Regions from separate parts of the Homo sapiens genome. Here region 2 is linked to region 1. A link is an interaction called in ENCODE POLR2A ChIA-PET data of the cell type or tissue named here. Cell type or tissue: HCT116. All regions are shown on one strand. Links, peaks and the distances in the headings refer to the core of each region. The heading gives the core; the rest is flanking DNA.

The links. Peaks named below come from ENCODE experiments on the same cell type or tissue, not always from the same donor. Only the 100,000 strongest peaks of a DNase experiment are listed, where the experiment ranks them.
Region 2: POLR2A ChIA-PET joins it to region 1 with 6 read pairs; 12 of 35 experiments call an interaction of 5 or more read pairs at or near these places.

Annotation. Positions count from the first base shown.
Region 1 is chr17:41,572,881-41,582,755 of GRCh38, forward strand. KRT14 (keratin 14) reads right to left here. Exons shown (of 8, transcript NM_000526.5): 8 at 9,399-9,652. The coding sequence ends at 9,555. Among named protein-coding and RNA genes, the nearest start is that of KRT9, 5.8 kb to the left of the region's middle. RefSeq lists enhancers at 2,581-3,080, 6,711-7,697 and a silencer at 6,772-6,821. In HCT116, for the core only: a CTCF peak has its summit at 6,866; a DNase peak (open chromatin) is centred at 6,841; H3K4me3 peaks cover 1,315 bases; H3K27ac peaks cover 1,190 bases.
Region 2 is chr17:41,637,946-41,649,977 of GRCh38, forward strand. LOC124904004 (a long non-coding RNA gene) reads right to left here. Exons shown (of 2, transcript XR_007065756.1): 2 at 9,332-10,969. It also overlaps the pseudogene KRT42P. Among named protein-coding and RNA genes, the nearest start is that of KRT17, 19 kb to the left of the region's middle. RefSeq lists enhancers at 9,430-10,305, 9,858-10,007, 10,038-10,197, 10,596-10,705. In HCT116, for the core only: no CTCF peak of the experiment used is centred there; no DNase peak of the experiment used is centred there; H3K27ac peaks cover 557 bases.

The DNA.
Region 1 (9,875 bases), core at 5,816-8,315:
AGAACTCTGGAGGGGATACAGAGATGTGTGACTTATCCCTGCTCCTGGCAGAAACTTGGATGTATATTCTGGTCACCAAGGCCAGAAGAGAATGGTAAAGAACACGCTGGTCTCCGGTGTGCCTACCTGAGCTCCATCCAGCTCCATGCTCATGAGCTGTGTGACTTTGATAAGTTACTTAAATACTCTGTGCCTCAGTTTCCTCCTTTGAAAAAGGTTGATATGAGTAGTTTGTCCATCTCCTAGTAAGAGACTTGTGAGAAGTGCTCAAAAAATGTTCGGCTGCCTCTGATCATTCAGCCCCCTAACTCCCCGTCAACTCTGCCCTCACCCAGACCTTAGCCATGAGCTTCTAACTGCCCTCCCTGCCTCTCCCATTCCCTCTGACTCTTCCTGCACAGCAGCCAGAATGACCTTTCTAATCCATGTCTGACAACATCACTTCACCAGTTTCCCTCCACCCTCAAGATAAGGTCCACATTCCTGGCACTTAGGCCCATCCCCATCTTTCCATTCCTGCCCCATCTCCCACCATCCCCCAGGCCCCCTAGAAAATCATACAATGCTTCCCAAATGCCCTTCTTCCCTCTAAGAATACTCGGCACTTGCAGTGACCTCTGATTGAAATGTCCCACTCCATCTTTTCTACACAGAAAACTACCCATCTTCAGTGATCCCTCTGACTGCCTCCTCCTCTGTCTTCCTGTACTCTCGCCCCCTGGGTTTGTACTGTGCTCTGTTATAGTGTCTCACACTTATCTCCATGGCTCTATGAAGCACTTGATGAAGAATAAAAGTTCATGTACTGAAAAAATAGAAGAAACCTCTCTCTGCGGGCAGCCAGAGCTCCTCTAAGCCTGCCCCTGCTCATCTCGTACTTGCCCCAGTGCCCAGCGCCACGTCTGATCCAAGTAGGATCCCAACACATATGAGATGGAGGAAAGATACCAGTCATTCCAGAAAGATGCTCATTGCTGAAAAGGAGCTAAAGGTAAGGAAATCTCTTTGCCAGGATGGTCAGCAAGGGCCTGAAAGAGGCAATGCCTGCATGTGTAGGCGGCATAGATGACTGGTATTTCTTGAGGGGCTTTTAAGTGATGCTCAACGACTGTTAAATAATACTGAAGTGGCCGGACACGGTGACCCATGCCCGTAATCCCAGCACTTTGGGAAGCCGAGGTGGGCAGATTGCCTGAGCTCAGGAGTTTGAGATCAGGCTGGGCAACATGGCAAAGCCCCGTCTCTACTAAAAATACAAAAAATTAGCCAGGCGTGGTGGCACACACCTGTAATCCCAGCTACTCAGGAGGTTGAGGCATGAGAACAACTTGAGCCCAGGAGGCACAAGTTGCAGTGAGGTGAGATCTGCGCCACTGTGCTCCAGCCTGGGCGACAGAGCAAGACTCCGTCTCAAATAATAATAATCATCCTAAACATAATAATACTGAAGCACTTGGAGGAAGATTTCCTTTTTCCATGTTTGTTTGTTTGTTTGTTTTGAGACAGAGTCTCACTCTGTCATCCAAGCTGGAATGCAGTGGCATGATCACAGCTCACTGCAGCCTTGACCTCCTGGGCTCAAGCCATCCTCCAGCCTCAGCCTCCCAAGTAGGTGGGACTACAGGCACACACCACCATGCTCAGCTAATTTTTTTTTTCATAAACATGAGATTTCGCTATGTTGCCCAGGCTGATCTTGAACTCCTGGGCTCAAATGATCCTCCTATCTCAGCCTCCAAAGTGCTGGGATTACAGGCATGAGCCACTGCACCTGGCCTCTTTTTCTATTTTTCAATCTTCTGATTAGTCAAGGATGAAATCTCATTTGGACACTATGGCTTCTCTAACGACCCACACACTTGTCAATCACCCTGTTCAAAAAAAGAGAGCCAACTTTGGGCTCAGAACCTTTAGAAAGTAACAGCATCTAGTTAGAAGTTAAGTATTTCTGTATGTCATTTCCTTCTGCTTCTGGCAAGTGATTATGATTTTCCTTTTTTGTAGTAATGTAAGATTTCCTTTATAAATATATTTATTGAAATGAAAGGTGAGTTAATTTACCAAAATGTGTTAAATAAATATTTAAATGGGTGTTACAGAATATGTTACATTAAAAATTAAACAGGTAGTTTAAGTTTTGAAAATTAAAAGAGAATATAATTCTCTTTTATTCAATATTCAGAGAATACTGAAGGCATTTTATGATAGTTAATACATGGAAGACTCTTAGATCAAGGCTAGTGGGTATAATTGATTCCCTTTCTACTTTCTCAAATGGTTTTAAACCATTCAAGGTTTTTGCCAAGCTCTGCTGGGAAGCCCAGAATCTGCCGCAATGTGTTCCAAGGCCTGGAAAGTTACCCTCTTCCCCATGCCCATGCTGATGCCGCCACTCTGGTTGGGATGTAAGCCCCAGGTCCTGGGTCCCTGAGCTGGGTAGGGAAGTCAGTGGTGCTGTGGATGGGCCACCCTGGAGAGAGCCAGCAGAGTGGCACTTTCAGAACCCTGCTCTGTCATCTGCAAATGTATCTGTTTGGGGGATCCTAAGAACAGCTGAGACCCACCTGACTGAGCAGAAGCTCCCAGCTGGGGCTCCCCTGGCCAGCTAAGCCTCTTGACAGATGGCCCTGGTTTCCAGCCCTGGTGCCAAACCCCAACCCCTGTCCTCACCCACCTTCTCCACTTCCCACCCTCCAGCCCTGTCTTAAGCCTCACTCAGCCCGAAGCAGCAGGCTTCGTCCCTCAGAACTCCTCCCAGCTGCCAGGGAAAGAAAGCTGTGCATGAGGACCACTGTGGGGTGGACAGCACAGTAGCTCCCCAGCCAGGCAAGGCTGGGCCACGTGCCAGTTTCACCCTCCCTTTCCCTGTGGTCCTCAAAGTTGGCCTCAGTTTCCTCATGAGAAGCCCCTTCATGCACTGTTGCCAAGGGCCATAAAGACAGAGGGCTTCCACCTGTAATCCCAGCACTTTGGGAGGCTGAGGTGGGCAGATCACGAGGTCAGGAGATCAAGACCATCCTGGCTAACACGGTGAAACCCTGTCTCTACTAAAAATACAAAAAATTAGCTGGGTGTGGTGGCAGGCGCCTGTAGTCCCAGCTACTTGGGAAGCTGAGGCAGGAGAATGGCGTGAACCCGGGAGGCAGAGGTTGCAATGAGCAGAGATCACGCCACTGCACTCCAGCCACTGCACTCCAGGGTGACAGAGCGAGACTCTGTCTCAAAAAAAAAAGAAAGAGGGCTCCCTAGATGAATGCCCAACTGCTGCCCACATGTAGCCCCTGCCACATTGGCCCTCCTCCCCCTACATCTGGCCTTGTTCCAATACAAAGAGGATCTTGCTGTGCTTGCAGCTCCTGCGGTCCAGATAGGAGGTCTTGTTCCAGCTGCAGCAGGGCAGCATCTCTTCCCTTCTCCCAAGCTCTCTGCCTGGCATGGGAACCAGACTGGGCAAGATGGGGCCAGGGATGAGGAAGGCCAACAGCCATGGCCTGAGTGAGTGATTTCTTCTAGGTCATGTGGCATGGCTCACTCTTCCAGCCTCTCAGGGCTCAGGGTCTGCCCTCTGAGCCCCACCTTCAACACCTCCCATGGGAATCCTCCAAAGAATGAACCAGGAATGGAAACCATGGAGCCCATGGCACCCCGGCACCTGAGACCCAGCGAGAATCAACACTGCCTCTCTACAGCCAGTGTGCAAGGCTGCAAGGCTGCAAGCTAGACCCAGTGCCAGCAACCCAAATGCAGGCCCTCCCCTTGGGGAGTGGATGGAGTAGGAGAGAAGGGGCTGCAAGGACCCAGAGAGGCAGACAGAGGGACAGAGAGAGAACCAAAGATCCCACTTGCAAGGTGTCCCCAGAGGCAAAGGTATCGTCCACTGGGGACATAGGGACCTGGAGACAGCTCAAGGACAGCTTTGCTCTGGTTGTGGGAGCCCTCTTGCTTGCCTGCAAGCAGCCTCCCACACCCCCAACTTACTACCCATTGCTGTCTGTCATTGATCCCCAGGTGGGGCCAGGGAGGGACCTGAGTCAGCATGTAGCTGGCTGCTGGGAGAGGGAGCACCCGCTGAGTCACGGCTCCTCCCCTGGAGCCTCCATGAGCCATCTAGGCAGGTGTGCACTGCCCACTGGCGCAGGGCTGTGGGTACCTGCACCTGTCTGTCAACACTGATTCTTTCTCATACAACAGGCACTTGCCATCACCCTTCCCAATTCAGACCCTATCAGACCACAGTGAGGGGATGGAGTGGGCCCACATACGTGCCTCCACCTGAGTCTAGGCACCCCAGGCTTGTGTCTGCTGGGACACACCTAGCAGTGAGGATGAGAGCACCGGCTTCGAAGCCAGGCAGGTCATGGTGTAAAGCCAGATTCTTCCACTTATTTGGGGAAAGTTGCTTCCCCTCTGTGAACCTGTTTCCTCATTCCAAATTCGGATTCATCCTTTATTGAGCACCTACTATGTGCCAGGCATTGGGCTGAGTGCTGGGGGTAAAGTAATGAGCAAGCCCTTATCTTGATGGACAGTTATGGGATAAAATAGACCTGCAGAAATGAACATGTAATTCACAACTGAGGTGAGCACGGTTGGTGGGGAATGGAGAGCACATAATAAAGGTGTGGCATGGTCTGGGGTACCAGTGACCTTCTCCCTGAGAAAGAGACACTTGAGTGAAGGGGGAGGAGAAGTGAGCCAGGAGAAGGACAAAGGGGAGGGGCATACAGCATGTGCAAATGTCCTGAGGTGGGAACAAGCAAAGTGACTGCCAGGGCAGGAGTCCTGTGTGGCTAAAGGGCAGTGGGTTAAGTCAAGCAAAAGATTTCAGTGGGGAAAAAAAAATAGTTCTGAGCTTGGCCAGCCACAGTGGCTCACACCTGTAATCCCAGCACTTTGGAAAGCCAAGGCGGTCGGATCACCTGAGGTCAGGAGTTCAAGACTAGCCTGGCCAACATGGTGAAACCCTGTCTCTACTAAAAATACAAAAATCAGCTGGGCGTGGTGGCGGGCACCTGTAATCCCAGCTACTTGGGAGGCTGAGGCAGGAGAATCGCTGGAACCTGGGAGGTTGAGGTTGTAGTGAGCCCAGATCACACCACTGCACTCCAGCCTGGGTGACAGAGTGAGACTTGGTCTCAAAGAAACAAACAAAAAAAAAAAGTTCTGGCCTCATGAAGTTGTTGTGAGGCTTAAAAGAACTCATATTGTAAAACTGCTGGTGTGGGTCTGGTACATGGTGGGACATCATCCTGACTGTCGGTGGCACTGTGCCTGCTCCCAACTTCCCCATGGACCATCTGGGCAACTTGGGTTCTCAGCTCCCTTGCTTATTATTAGCCCATCCTTCTGGCCTATTGAGCCCCCATTAGGATCAAAGACCTGTGCCTGTGGGGCCTGGGGAGGACATTGAATGTTTGGAGGATCATAGTTCCTTCCGTCAAGGAACCTCCAGTGTTGCAGGCAAGACCCTCGTTGCTTTGCCTGCACTGTCGAATTTAATCTTCACCAACTGTTTTAGGAGGTATGCATTAATTTTTAAATCATTTTACAGGTAAGGAAATTGAGGCTCAGAGAGGGTATCTTGGCCACAGTCACAGAGCTAAACAAGGCAGAATGGAGCCAGGGCTTGCCCTCCAGTGATCAGGAGCTACAGTGGACACAGGCTCAGAGCTCCTGCTCTCTGTCCCAAACCCCACACATGCACTGGGTCCCTCTCTACCTTCTTCCTCATGTTGTCTCTTTTCTTATTCAGTCTGTCTCAATTCACCCCATCTCCCCTACACCTACAACAGTTAAGTTTCGATAAGTATGTGTGAATGAATGAATGAATGAATGAATGAATGCCCCTCCCTGCCTAGTACTGGCCCAGGGCCCTCACTATCCTCTCTATCCCTGACTCTGTCTCTCTGACTCTCTCCCTCTCCCTTTCTCTCTCTCTCTCAACTCTATATCCATTTGTTTCTCTCTATTTCTGTGTGTCTATTTTTGCCCTCTCTCTCAAGCCAAGTCACCCCTAAAGTTCATCAGAGCACCTTAAAGGAAAAAGACTTCCTTTCCCAAGCCTGGCCTTACAGTGGCACAGAGGGAAGCCCTGTCAGGAAAGCCTGTGCTCAGCAAACGGCAATGGAGGAGGAGCTGGTGACTGCCCTGCACTTGCCTGAGGCCGGTCCATCGCCCTGGAAGTCCCTGGCATCCCCTGGTCCCCTTTGTGGCAGCCTCCAAGCTCAGTGAGGTGGGCCAGGGAAATTCCTGGGGTCCCACAAGGACATCGGGACCCCCCAGCCCCTGGGGATCAGGCCTCCTTGGGGCTGCCTCCTCTGACATCTTCCTGTAGGAATAGTCGCCTACATTACCCAAGCCAGGTTGTCTGTGGCTTTGGGGAAGTGCCATTTGCCTGATTAGGAAGGTACATATGCCAGTTGCTGCCTATAGAGTTCCCTGGACACATTAGAGATCTTTTCACCATTAAAAAAAAAAAAAAAAAAAAGCTCCCAAAAATAAAGGGGATTGAGAATTTCAAGGTCGGTTCCACCCCATAAAACAAAAACCATGGAGTAAGCTACGAAAAATGCACACTGATCCCATAAGTCTCTCAGTTTTATCTCATCCCTGAGAAAGAACGGAACAGGAATGAAGCCACCCAGGACGTGGCAAAGCCTGAGCATGGACAGGACTTTGCCACTTTCAGCCTTAGGACCTGGAGCAAGCCAGTCTCCCTACGGTGAGGTTGGAGGAGTCTTCCCGGTGGCTCACCTAGGACTGCCGGGTTCTGAGTGCTGGGAGGGTGGAGAGAGGGTTTAGAGGGAGGCGGAGCCAGAGAGGGCACCTGATCAGCCCCAGGACTCAGAGATGCAATCCCAGCTGCCTCCACTAGACTGTGCTATCGAGTCACTTTGCTCGTCTATTGTTTAGCTGAGCGGAGGCCAAGGGAAGGCGGTCACCATTGTCGAAGCTGCTGGGCTCACTCATATTTTGAGTTGGATGCTTGTGGCTGCCAGGCTCTGTGAACAAGAGCCCTGTTCATCAGCAGGATCCAAACACTGGCCCTACCCTCCCCAGTGAGGTATTGTGGGGAAATCCCGGGAGGAGGGGAGTCCATGTGAGACCCCGGTGGCCACTGCCCTGCTGCCCTCTTCCTCTGGAGCCTGACAGCACAGGGTGGGACTACCTCCCAGCCTCCCTGCTTGACTTCCTCCTCTCCTGGTTCTGAGCCTGCTTTCAGCCAGGTGGTGCCAGCCGCCATTCTTACCCGCAAGCAAGCCCAGGTCTCCTGTGTATTCCCTTCAAACAGTAACGGCAACCACTCAGAGAGGAGGCTCGCCCCACCTCACCCCAGTCTAAGAGACCTCACGTTTCTATATTCCTCTAAAGCAAATCTCCTTTGGGCACAGACTTTAATCTGGTTCCACCTCCAAGGTAGAGAGATGTCTGGGGATTCTTAGGAAGTTGAGGGCGTTCTGGGCTTCAGTCCCCACTGGTGACTCTTGCCATATTTTGCTCTTTGTCCAGGCCCATGTGACCTCTCAAATGTGGGCCATTCCCGAGATTCTTTGCCACACTTGGGCAGGAGGTTCATTGCCCAACTAGGAACCTTAGGAACCAGAGTCCAACACCCCTGGGAGTATCACAAAGCCCCTCCCCACACTAGGGTCCTGTACCCCCTAGGGCCCTCAAACCCACCTCTTCTCATTCTCTGAGGAAGCACCCTCAAACCTTCCTCTTTCCTGAGTTGTCCCCTGTACCCCTGAAACTCTAGTACTTCACCTCCAGGATGGCCCATCCTCACCCAGGGATCACCTAAGGTCAACCCTTTTTGATGACAAAACTTAGGTTAAAAGATATCCCAGAGTTTCAGAAGTACAAAGCAGTCCTCTTTCTCCTGGGGTGGAGGTAGGAACAAGAGAAACCAACATCTCTTCATTCCTTTTCCTAATAACTCACCCCATTACCATTTATAGGGTGCTGACTATGTGCCAAACACAATGCCAAATTCATTGCCTGCATGAGGTCATTCACTCCTGTATCAGCCCTTATGCAGTAAAGATATTTATTCCCTACCTTGTGAAAGAGGAATGTGGGGTTCAGTACCTTGCCCAAACTCTTCAAGGCTATTCAGCATAGGAGCCAGGACTCCAACCCAAGTAGTCTGATTCAAAAGCTCAGGCTTTCAGATCCCTTGCCCAAATTTAGTCGTTTTTCAGTCTCTCCCCTACCCTTGACTCCCCCTACAAGTTTTCTTCAGGCAGCCAAATGAATGAGCTGTTGAAACTGACACAGGACTAGTCAACTCTTTCCTAGCTTGGGGCAATGAGCCCCACCCACCTCTGGAATCTTCACCACTTACTAGGGTGAGGCTCCTTGCCTTCCCACTCCTTTTCTAGCCCCCCAAAGAGAAGGAAAGGCATTCCCCACCCAGGGGAGTCTCCTACAGTCCTGGCTCTTAAGGTATAGTCACTCATTGGATTCTTGTATCAACCTCAAGAGGCAGGGCTCAGCATCCTTACTATACAAGTAAAGACACTGAGACTCAGACTTTCCAAGCTCACATCTGTTACAGAACAGAGCCAGGGTTAGAAACCAGTCTATTCTCAAACCCTCTAAAAATGCTCTCATCGTGAATGGATAATCACCATGCCCTAGAGATAGTTTACCCAGTATCGCCAGCACAGCCATGCCTTGAGCCAGCACTATGCCAGGCCCTGTGCTGGAGGCCTTAAATGCATTCTTCCAGTGAATTCTCCCAACAAGCCCATGAGGTAGATACTATCATTATGCCCCTTTTACAGAAATGGCAGCTGAGGCTGGGAGCTGGTCATCAACTTGCCCTAGGTTAACCAAGTGTAAGAAGGATTAGATCCAGCACCAGAGGCAAGAGCAGGTGGGGTGGAGGGAGACAAGACTGTCAGGAGAGCTTGAGTTCCTACTTCGGTTCATGGACCTCCGGTAAGGAGCTCTAGGAGACCCATGAACCCCATGACATTGTATGCAAATGTATGTATGCTTATTTGAAGGTAGGGGGCAGAAGGAAAGATCTATAGCTTTCAATATTCTCCAAGGAATCCCTGATCACAAAAACATCAGGAATCCTTAACCTAACATAGTGCCTGACATAGAGGCACTCAATATCTGGTGAATGAATGGACACACATGAAAATGAGTGAGTAAATGAATGAATATCCCTCCGTACCCTAGGAGACACCACATATGACCTGGTACACACATCTATCTGTGTCTTCTGAGATGGCGAAAGATATCCTGGGACCTGAGCCCAACCCACCCCCAGGACTTTTCTCCCAGTCCCAGGGGCCATAGCCAGGTGCTATGACAAGCTCCAAAGAGATGCTTCTCCCACTTTCTCCCCACCCCCACTCCTAACAATGACCAGAGAGAGGCGAGAATTATGCAACTCAGATAATGAAGCTGTATTGATTGCCAGGAGGGGGTGAGGGTGAAGCAGGGTCCAGCTGTGAAGTGCTTGGGCAGGAGAGGGGATCTTCCAGTGGGATCTGTGTCCACACGGGGGGCCTCCTAGGCCTGAGCGGGGCTGGGCAGCCTCAGTTCTTGGTGCGAAGGACCTGCTCGTGGGTGGACACCACCTTGCCATCGTGCACATCCATGACCTTGGTGCGGATTTGGCGGCTGGAGGAGGTCACTGGGGAAGAGGTGGGAAGAGGACGTTACCAGAGGTGGACAGACAATGGACTAATCAGGAGTAAGGAGGCCAAGAAGGTGAGGAAACTCAAACTGGCTCCCCATTGCCCTCTCCCCTGATTACTGCTTCACTCCCTGCTGTTGCCCAAGCACTGATACCATCAACACATTTCTTTCAGACGAGGGCTCCCAAAGGTCAGAGACAGAGTCTTTGCCCTCAGATT
Region 2 (12,032 bases), core at 5,934-8,433, 65 kb after region 1:
GGTGCCCACCCCATACCCCACACCCCTGCCCAGAACCAGCGCGGGCTGTATGCAGCAGGTGCTCTGTGAGTGCTTGCTGAATTGTTAGGGTCATGGAGCCTGAGCAGTGACTGGGGAGGAGACAAGGTCCCAGGAAAGGGACATGGCCACCTACCCTTCCCCTCAAGGAAAAGGGTCAGTATCAGGTGGTCAGGGAAAGTGAGAGGCCCTGGAGCCCAGAACGGGCTCCCAGCTGAGACCTTGGCTTCGCTGATGAGGAGAGAACCCCAGAGACCCTCATTCCACCCCTAGTCCCCTGTCACTAAGACCCACTGGGGTCCTTTCCATTCACCCCTCAGACACAGAGCCCCTGTCACCTGCAGGGCCCTTGGAGGTCACAGATCTCCTGCCCCTCGCTCACCCCCAGGCACTCCCACCCCTGGCCCAGCATCGCCTGAGAAGTGCACCCTCACCCAGCCACACCTGCCGCCTCCACAGGTGGAATCCTGCTTCCTCTATTCTGTTTCCTGCCTCTATCCTGAGGCCCCAGGCGGCCCCACCCAGATCCTCCCACCCTCCACCTTCCCAGGGCCCTGGGAGATTCGGAACATTGCTGGGTGCCCTGAGCCTCTGCCCCAGTTTGAAGAGACAGAGGTAAGGGGATCCCCCAGCACCCCCTGTATACCCAGGGCTTGGCCAGGGGCTCCCCTACCCAGGGGTAAGTGGACCCAGCCTTTCTTCCCCTCTGCACCCCTCACTCACCTCTGACTGGTTTCCAGGAACTGTCAGCCTGTGGCGGATCCAAGACGTAGGATACGGACACCCAGGAACACCCCACCCTTCCAGGCAGCACATCAGCTGTCCAGGGGCCCTTCCCAAAAGAGGGCCTAGAGGACTGAATGCCTCGGATGAGGCCCAGGGCGGGAGGACAGAGCAAGGGAGGGAGGGAGGGAAGGCTGGGGACCAGTGGGAATGAGTGGGGAGGACATCACGGACAGGAAACCCAGGCCTCGGGGGTCACCCGTGGGACACCTCACTGCCTCTCACAGGGTGAAGACTCCTGTGAGAGGAGTCTTGACCAGACGGCTTCGTCCCTCTGTCCTTCCCTCTGTCTTTCCCTCCCTCTGCCCTTCCCTCCCTCTTTTTCCTCCCTCTTTTCACTTCCCCCACCGCTTCCTTGGCCTGAGAGATGCATAGGGGTGAGTGAGAGGCAGAAACTCCAGTGGGTTCCCCTTTCAGGCTCACACCCCCTCTCCACTCTGCCCTGCAGCCTGGCTGAGGGCAACCTGAGGGCCTGGGGAAATGGGAGTCAGAGACACCAAGGGGACTCCAGGCTCCTTCCCACCCTGCAGACCCCAAACCCCCAGCTGCACCTCCCTCCCCGACCCAGCTACCAGCTCGCTCCTCCCTCCCTGCGCCCTGGGGAGGCTGGTTTCTCCCTGTTGATGAGCGCTCATTCGCGCCTGCTCTGCAATGCTCTTGAGTGGCTTTCTCCAGGGGCAGATGAGGCCAGGCTCCCCAAAACAGAGACTGTGTCTCTTCCCTTAAATTGGACACTTCCTCAAGGTAGCAGCCATGTCTCCCCCTCAGATTGGGGGCTCCCTTGACATAGGAGCTCTTTCTCCCTGATGTGAAGGGGGTCTCTCAACTCCTTGTCCTGGTGTTGACCACCCAGCCCACCACAGTGTGACACACCTGACTGACCAACAAGGGAGGAGAAGCAGGGCAGGGAGCACTGAGGGAGGAGGACCAGGGCAGGGAGGACTGCTGGAGGAGGAAGAGGGGACGGAGGACTAGGTAGGTAAGACCAGCGGAAGGAGGACCAGGGGAAGGGCATGAGGAGAGGGAGGACTAGGGTAGGAAGACCAGGGGAAAGAGGACCAGGGGAGGAGGACTGGGGGAGGGAGGACCAGCAGAGGAAGGGCTATGGGAGAAGAACCAAGGGAGAGAGGACTAGGGGAGGGAGGACCAGGGAACGAGGACCAGAGCAAGCCATCATCTATCCTTTCCAAGGGCAAAACAGGAGAACAGGGCAGGAGCATTCCTTTGCAGAGGCCTGGGCTCCATGGAGTGTTCTGCCTGAGCCCCAGCCCGCCATACAGGCCTGCTTCCTCCATCCAGGAAGCTGAGCTGCCCTCCAGCCAGCCAGGAGCAAGCTCCCTCCACTAAACTCCTGCAGCACTGTGGTCCCTGCCATCTCTGCCTCAGAACCCAGGGTCCCTGGGAGCCTTGTTATTGAGTGTTTCTGGTTGACGCACTTTTTTCAGCAAAGTTTCATGGAGAGGGACCAGAGTTTCTAATCTTCACAACCACAGGGTCAGGCATTGTGTTAGCTATGATCACACTCTATGATGTCATGCAAAGAGCTCCAAGTCCAAGAACCTGGGGTCAAATCTGGACTCTTGCCCAACTTGGGCAAGTCATTTTTCTTCTTTTAGGCTCAAACCCTCCTCCTCTGCAGAATGAAAGGACTAGACTTTTTTTTTTTTTTTTGAGACGGAGTTTCACTCTTGTTGCCCAGGCTGGAGTGCAATGGCTTGATCTCGGCTCACTGCAACCTCCGCCTCCTGGGTTCAAGCGACTCTCCTGCCTCAGTCTCCAGAGTAGCTGGGATTACAAGTGCCCACCACCGCGCCCAGCTAATTTTTTCTATTTTTAGTAGAGACTGGGTTTCACCATGTTGGCCAGGCTGGTCTCAAACTCCTGACCTCAGGCGATCCACCCACCTCAGCCTCCCAAAGTGCTGGGATTATGGGTGTGAGCCACCAAGCCCAGCCAGGACTAGACTTTTGTAACAAACTCTTCATGAGATTAAATGAGTCAATATGTAGCTGTCACAGGCCTTGTAGTAACTAGTGATTCAATAAAGCTTCGGTGACTCCAAAAGCTGGCTGGGCAAAGCCTCCCTGCCATGAGAAGTCATCCTGCCCTGCCTGTGGTAGGCAGAATAATAAACCCCAAATATGCTGGGTGCGATGGCTCAAGCCTGTAATCTCAGCACTTTGGGAGGCCGAGGTGGGCAGATCACGAGGTCAGGAGATGGAGACCATCCTGGCTAACACAGTGAAACCCTGTCTCTACTAAAAACACAAAAAATTAGCCGGGCGTGGTGGCGGGTGCCTGTGGTCCCAGCTACTGGGGAGGCTGAGGCAGGACAATGGTGTGAACCTGGGAGGCGGAGCTTGCAGTAAACCAAGATCGATCGCGCCACTGCACTCCAGCCTGGGCGACAGAGCGAGACTCCGTCTCAAAAAATAAAAGCTAAAAAATAATAAACCCCAAATATGTCCATATCTGAATCCCCAGAACCTGGAAATATGCACCTTATAGGGCAAAAAGGACTTTGCGGATGTGAGGCTGTGGTTCACAAGGGATCTTAACAGGAAGGAGACAGGAGTCAATGCCCGAGAAGGAGACATAACCAGAGAAGCAGAGGTCAGACTGACGCGCGGCCCTGAGCCAAGGAGTGCGGCAGCCTCCAGAAGCCGAAAAAGGCAAGGAACAAGTCTCTCCTGGAGCCTGCAGAAGGAACACAGCCCTGCTGACACCTCAGTCTTAGCACCCTAAGACCCATGTTGGACCTCTGGCTTCAGAATTGTAAGAGGATAAATGTGTGTTGCTTTAATCCCCCAAGTTTTTGATAATTTGTTACAGCAGTAATGGAAAATGAACGCACTCCCCTAGCTCATTCTAGCACCAGAGGTGCTAGCCTCTCACACTCGTGTTAGAATTATTGGGAGGCGGGGCCAGGCGCAGTGGCTCACGCCTGTAATCCCAGCACTTTGGGAGGCTGAGCCAGGTGGATCACCTGAGGTCAGGAGTTCAAGACCAGCCTGGCCAACATGGTGAAACCCCATCTTTACTAAAAATACTAAAATTAGCCAGGTGTGGGCCGGGCGCGATGCCTCAAGCCTGTAATCCCAGCACTTTGGGAGGCCGAGGCAAGTGGATCACGAGGTCAGGAGATCGAGACCATCCTGGCTAACACAGTGAAACCCCATCTCTACTAAAAAACAAAAAAAAATTAGCCGGGCATGGTGGCGGGCGCCTGTAGTCCCAGCTACTCAGGAGCCTGAGGCAGGAGAATGGCATGAACCTGGGAGGCGGAGCTTGCAGTGAGCCGAGATCGCGCCACTGCACTCCTGCCTGGGAGACAGAGCAAGACCCCGTCTCAAAAAAAAAAAAAAATTAGCCAGGTGTGATGGCAAGAGCCTGTAATCCCAGCTACTTGGGAGGCTGAGGCAGGAGAATCACTTGAACCCAGGAGGCGGAGGTTACAGTGAGCTGAGATTGTGCCACTGCACTCCAGTCTGGGCAACAAAGCAAAACTCCATCTCAACAACAGCAACAAAAAAAAAGAATTACTGAGAGGCGGATCTGCTCCCCTTCTCAATTGATAATCCTTTACAGCCAAAAGGTGGTTTTCTGTTCATCTTTGGACCTACTACAAGGTCTGACTCAGTGCTTCGTACACAGTAGTTGCCCTATTGATGCTTGCTGAATGGACGCAGGCAGTAAGAGCCCAGAGTTGGATTTCATTCAGCACCTAATTGTTGGGTTCATTGTGTGCAGTCACAGAGCTGGGTGCTCAGAATTCAGTACTGAGTCAGCCAAGCCCTGCCCTTAGTGAGAGCAGGCCGTGAGTGAGACACACACAAAACAGTTCAGTGCAGCGCAATGTTACTCGTGCAGTGACAAAGGTATGTGTGTACAGGCACCTTGGGAGGCCCAGGGAGGGAGCAACTCATTCAGACCAGGCCTCGGAGGATAGTTTCACAGGGAGGGACAGCAAAGCTGGGTTTCGAAGCCAGGGCAGCACTTTGCCAGGCTGAGAAGACAAGGTGGAAAATCGTCCAGGTAGACACGGGAATGCACCTGGTGTGTTTGGGGAACACCCAGAGACCCATAGCTGCATCAGCATTTCCAGGGGGATGCAGTAGGAGTGCTATGGAAAATGGATCTTGCAAAGAAACGCATTTCTTTATCTCCTGTTAGTTGAGCACCTACTCTGTGCCAGGTACTGTCTCAGTCTCTGGGAATAAACACCACAAACCACATTTTTGCTCTCGTGGAACAGACATTCTAGCAGGAGAAATGGGCAATCAACAAACCAGTGGATGGTCCATTCTCCAAGGAAATACAAAGGGGACTATGAGTGCTTCGAGAGGCTGGGGAAGGCCTCTCCCAGGTGACAGTTAAGGGGGGAACTGAACTATGTAAAGAGCCAGCCACGTGCAGGGAAGGACACTCCAGGCTGAGGTGACAGTTGGTCCAAGGGCCCTGAGGCTGGACCGAGGTATTCCGTTCTGGGGAACAGAAAGAAGAGCCTGTGTGGCTGGGGTGGAGTGGGCAAAGGAGAGAGTCAAGCCACATCAAGTCAGGAAGGGACAGGGCTGACCCTCAGAGCAGAGGTTCTCATCCCTGATGTATAGGGAGGTTCTCATCCCTGATGCACAGGGGCCTCTTAAGGCCCCTGTGGTGCTCTTAAGAGCAGAACTGAGAACCGTGATCCACAGCCCCATGGGCCTGGGAGCCTCATGTCTTCGACAGACAGTTTTTGTTTGCTTGTTGCACTGCAAACTTCTCAGAGCTTGGAACAAGCCAATGCACAGTGTGATGCTGTGTTTCCCAAATTCATATGGACATGGAGCCACTTCCAGGAGAAGCAGGTGGAGCTAGGGTTCCTGGGACACCATTTTGGAAATCTCTGGGCCAATTCATAGGTCATACAAGTGGAAGAAATGACTGGGACAAAGGTTGAAAAGGAAGACCACCATGACAGGGTGCTGAAGAGTTTGGACTTTATCCTGTATTAATAGGGAGTCATCCAAGCATGGTTGTGTGCTGTTTTGTTCTTAATGTGTCTATTTATATAGATTTTAATCAAACAAAAGGGATATTATCGATATCTCCAATGCTTCGGTCTCCCAGTTAATAATATCTCTTGGAAAGCCACCTCATTCTTTTTAATCCGTCATGACGATGAGCTATAATTTATCTACTTCGTCCCTGACAACAACCTCTCTGGTCTCCAAGGCTTTTTGCTTTTCCAAGCAATAGTGTCATAAACCTCCCTGGATGTAAAGCATGGTGAACTTTTGCAAATACATCTTCAGGGGAAAGTTTAGCAGTGGGATGACTGGGTTAAAGGGTAAATCCTTTTATACTTCGAGAGCCACTGCCAAATTTTCTTCCAGAGTAAAATGAAATGATACTTGGAGTTTGCTTTAAAGTATTCTTACTTCTTCCATAAAAACTGGCAGCGGGAGAGAGAAGAAATCAAAATGGCATCATGTTGACAATTATCAAAACCGGGTGATGGGCATATGGGAGCTCATTTTGCTATTCTCTCTACTTTTGTGTACATCTGGAATTTTCCACAGTTAAAAAAAAAGTCACCTTGAAAAGTTCTACAAATTATCACTTGCCCTAATCATGACTAAGAATATCTTTCCCCTTATACATCTACTAGCAATGACACCATCAAAGTTTGTTTGTTGTTGTTGTTTTCCTTTTTTTATCTTTTTTTTTTTTTTTTGAAATGGAGTTTTGCTCTTGTCACCCAGGCTGGAGTGCAATGGCATGATCTCGGCTCACTGAAACCTCTGCTTCCTGGATTCAAGTGATTCTCCTGCCTCAGCTTCCCAAGTAGCTGAGATTACAGGCACCCACCACCACACCCTGCTAATTTCTGTATTTTTAGTAGAGATGGGGTTTCACCATGCTGGACAGCTGGTCTCGAACTCTTGACTTCAAGTGATCCACCTGCCTCAGCCTCCCAAACTGCTGGGATGACAGGTGTGAGCCACTGCACCCGGCCTTTCCTTTTTTTTTTTTTTTTGAGATAGGGTCTCATTCTGTCACCAAGACTGGAGTGCAATGGTGTGATCACCACTGATGGCTCACTGCAGCCTTGAACTCGTAGGCCCAAGTGATCCTCCCACCTCAGCCTCCCGAGTAGCTCAGACTACACGTGTGTGCCACCATACCTGGCTAATTTTTGCATTTTTTGTAGAGATGAGGTCTCACAATGTTGCCCAGGCTGGTCTCAAACTGCTGGGCTCAAGCTATCCTCCTGCCCTGACCTCCCAAAGTGTTGGGATTATAGCTGTGAGCCACCATGCCTGGCCCTTTTGTCTTTCTTCATAGTTGAAACAGATCTCTCTGTTGCTTCAGTTTCCGTTTATTTAATTATGAGTAAAATTGAACTTCTGTTGTAGTTTGAATGTATCCCCCAAAGTTCATGTTTTGGAAACGTAATCTCCAATGCAATACTGTTGAGAGATGGGACCGTTAAGAGGAGATTAGGTCACAAAGGCAGAGATTAATGGCCTTATAGATTAATGCCATTACCAGGGGAGTGGGTTAGTTATTGCAGTTATGGAGGGAGTGGGTTCCTGATAAAAGGATGAGTTTGGTCCCCTTCCTTCTCTGTCTCTCTCTCTCCCCCCACTCCCCTCTCTACCCTTCCACCTCCTGCCATGGGATGCTGCAGCATGAAGGCCCTCGCCAGATGCAGCCCCCTAACCCTGGACTTCCCAGCCTCCAGAATTCTCAGAAGTAAATCTCTCTACTCTGTTAAATCACCCAGTCTCAAGTGTTCAGTTAGAGCAGCACAGAACAGACAAAGACCACATCCTTCCCTATATTTCGTGGTTGCTTCTTGTTCTCCTTCTTGTTTCTTAGGAACTGGCTGTTCCTATCCTTTGCCTATTCTTGTCTGCAGTCTTGGCCTTCCTGGTTTGTGTGAGCTTTTCATAAACATGGGAAGAGGCCTTGGCACAGGTGTTGTGAATGCATTTTCCCAGTTACTTTTTCATTTTCCAACTTTGTTTTTCGGTCTTTCTCCATACAGACAATTCCCTCAGGCCACATTCCTTCCTTCTTTTTCCTGTGTCTGGGCATCGAGTAGTTTGAAGGAGCTCTCTTTTGTGGCAGTGTGAATGCTGGATAGAGCAGAACTGGCCTCAGGGCTGAAGTGGTGGCCTGGGAGAGAGTTGTGAGGTGAGGATGGGACACCATGGCCAACAGGGAGCCAGGCCTGAGCTGGGAACAGCAGGATGACTCTGCATTTTCTGAGCTGAGTAACTGGGTGGGTGATGATGTCACTGACTAGGATAGGGAAGCTAGGACAAGCGGAGTTCACGGAAACACAGCAATTCCCCTCTATGGGGCACGTCTCACCCTATGTGGTTACACCTGCTTGTATACCTGACTCCCCTTCTAGACATGGGACAGGGACCCTGCCTCCTTCTCTCTGTCCCTGGAAATGGCCATAGCAAAGAGTGCCCAATAACTGCAGATATGAATAAATGAATGAACAAATTAATAAATGAATGGCTCCAGCACTTTGGGAGGCCAAGACGGGCAGATCACTTGAGGCCAGGAGTTCGAGAACAGCCTGGCCAACATGGCGAAACCCTGACTCTACTAAAAATACAAAAATTAGCCAGGTGTGGTGGCACATGCCTGTAATCCCAGCTACTCGGGAGGCTGAGGCAGGAGAATCGCTTGAACCCAGGAGATGGAGGTTGCAGCAAGCCAAGATCACACTGCTGCACTCCAGACTGGGAGAGAGAGCCAGACTCTGTCTCAAAAAATAAAATATGTCCGGGTACGGTGGCTCACGCCTGTAATCCCAGCACTTTGAGAGGCTGAGGCGGGCAGATCATAAGGTCAGGAGATCAAGACCATCCTGACCAACATGGTGAAACCCCGTCTCTGCTAAAAATACAAAAATTAGCTGGGTGTGGTGGGACGTGCCTGTAATCCCAGCTACTCAGGAGGCTCAGGCACGAGAATCACTTGAACCCAGGAGGTGGAGGTTGCAGTGAGCCGAGATCGTGCTACTGCACTCCAGGCTGGCAACAGAGTAAGACTCCATCTGAAAAATAATAATAGTAAATAAAAATAAAATAAAATAAATGTTGCTGGGTGCAGTGGCTCACACCTGTAATCCCAGCACTTTGGAAGGCCGAGGCGGGTAGATCACCTGAGGTCAGGAGTTCGAGACCAGCCTGACCAACATGGAGAAACCCCGTCTCTAGTAAAAATACAAAAAATTAGCCGGGCGTGGTAGCGTATTCCTGTAATCCCAGCTACTCTGGAGGCTGAGGCAGGAGAATCGCTTGAACCCAGGAGGCAGAGGTTGCACTGAGCCAAGATCACACCATTGCACTCCAGCCTGGGCAACAAAAGCGAAACTCTGTCTCAAAAAATAATAATAAAATAAAATAAATTTTAATTTATTTTAAATAATTTAAAATTTATAAATTAAATTTTATAATTTTATATTATAAACAGATTTAATTATTTAAATATAATTACAAATAAATATATAATTAAAATTTAATAATTTTAAAATAAATTTAATTTAATTTAATTTAAAAATCAATGAGTAAATGGCTTGAGTGTGTGGTCCCTCTGTCCAGGTGGAGATGCTGGGAGGTGGAAGGCAGAATTCACAACCGAAGGGATTTTCTCCTCCCTAGTCGCCTCCCCCAGTAGTTGATGGCGGCTGCCACACCTCAAGCCAAGCAGGGGACCTGGCAGTGTTCACCCGCCAGCTGCGTGAACGCCCGTAACTCTTTACGGCAGAAGACCAAGGGTGCGTCTGGTCCTCAGAACTGCAGGATGCACCGGCAGCGATGGAGAAGCCTCCTTGGATGAGGCAGGGTGAGGAAGGAGACCAGACAAGCAAGTCCTCCTCCCAGAGGCAGGGACAGGAAGCAGGAGCAAGGGGCCACCAGGGAAGCTGCAGGGGCTAGAACCCAGGGAACTTTCTAGAAAGGCTAGCTGGCCCTAACAGACCCCTGGCCTGGAGGAAGACCTCCAGGGCAGGTTAGGCGGGCCAGTCACATCTCCGGGGGTGATTTAAAAGGCACCACCTTGGGACAAAAGGATGGAAGCATTGACCAGACAAATGCCTGACCCGGCAGCAGCAGAAAAGGATGCATGGAACCCTGTGGGGTTCCCACCTCATGAGGTCGTCTCTCCTCATTCTTGTGCTCGGTGGCTCCCAAGGGGCAGGCTCTAGTGCTCCCCATGGAGACCCCAGGCCCAGCCGCCTTCCAAGGCTCATGCCCTGTTAAACGGGGACACGCTCCGGCCGCCCGGGATCCCCAAATCTGTAGCAGGAGCGCCCTCTGCTGGCCATCTTGGGTGGCGCCTCTGCGCTGCAGTCCCGAGAGGAGCCCGCGAGGCCGCGGGAGGAATGCAGGGACCCTGGAGACCCATCCTCCACCTGCGCTCTGCAAACTACTCCTTCTCCCCCAGGGTCCTGGCTCCTCCTCGCCATCTTCAGCTTCACCGTCTCTAGTCCCTTAACAGCCAGAGCACCAGGCCCCGGCTGGGCCGTGTGTCCATGCCTCTGCCTCCAGGCGCATGGACACAACATTCCCTTCTGAAGCTGGCCTGCGCTGTGTATCACCCCCTATCCCCCATCCCTCCATCTCAAAAAAGCCCTTCCCTGCCTTTGGCACGTGTCCCTCCCCCACGCCCACCCGCTCAAGTCCCTCTGTTAATAAACTGCTAACCCCAAAACCAGCCTTCCCTCCAGCTTGCCCGGCCCCGAGTCTGAGGGTCCCTGGAGCAGACACGCTCCACCCGCGGGGACCTCTCCCTCCTGTCAACTCCTGAGGAGCGGCAGCGGCTTCTGGGCTTCCCACGCGGGGTGTGACACCAACGGGGGACATAATACAAACGAACGAGGGTAAAGTCCGTGTGCACACCTGTGCATGGCCACATGCGGATGTGCGTCCAGGCGTGCCTTGCAGGTGTGTGGGCAGTGACTGCGCCCACCCCTCTGTCGGGTCTCGCCACGCTTAGCTGGGTGGGCTCCTTCCAACCCAGGCTGGGGCTGAGCAGGAGGAAGCCGCGGCCTCGCCCCCAGAGGGCAGCACTGAGCTGTTCTGGCCCGACTGCTGCCAGACTCTACCCGGAGAGGAGTCCTGAGTTTCCCCGTCCAGGGCCTGGGGGAAGGACTTCAAATCTGTAAAGGAAAGCAAGGAATCAAATCCCAAATCCAGGCTAGCGGTTACACTGCGGGCAGAGCGCGAGGCGCACATCGAAGCTAAAATGTCCAAAATTGGGCAGTGGATTCACGGATGTTTGTTGTGCTTTTATTCTTTTTTTGTTTTTTTCTTTTTTTTTTTTTTTTTTTTTTTTGAGGTCGAGTTTCACTCTTGTCGCCCAGGCTGGAGTGAAATGGGGTGATCTCGGCTCACTGCAACCTCCACCTCCTGGGTTCAAGCGATTCTCCTGCCTCAGCCTCCCAAGTAGCTGGGATTACAGGCGCCTGCCACCACGCCCGGCTAATTTTTGTATTTTTAGTAGAGACAGGGTTTCACCATGTTGGCCAGGCTGGTCTCGAACTCCTGACCTCAGGTGATCCGCCCACCTCGGCCTCCCAAAGTGCTGGGATTACTGGCGTGAGCCACAGCGCCCGGCAGTGCCTTCATTCTTAAATCCTACACATATTTTGTAAATATTATTTTGAATCTATTCAGTATTACTCTTTTCAAAATAAAGGCCTCCGAGCCCTCTCTAGAATGTGGAAAGACCACTCATCGCTCAGTGGAGCAAAGTGAGCCTACAAGCTCCCCAGATCGCCCCCAGAACCCCCAGAATGCAGAGGGCTCTGAGTGTCTCTGGGGTTGCCTGTGGCTTTGGGGAAGGGGAGAGCCTGGACCCAGGCTTCTTTACCGCCCGGAGTCCCGGGTCAGCACTCCTGCAGGATAAGCCACACATCGACACGCAGCTCACACACACACACACACACTTCCAGATTCATACACAGGTGCATGCTCACAGGTTGACACACACATGCTCAAAGACTCATACACACACGTTCACACATAGCTCACATGCACATACACACACACATTGAGACTCTCAGACACACACAGACTGATACACGTACATTCACACACAGCTCATACGAACATTTACACTCTCAAATTCACACACAGGCACATGCTCACAGGCTGACACACACTCAAAGACTCATATACACACATTCACACACAGTTCACATGCACACTCACACTCCCAGA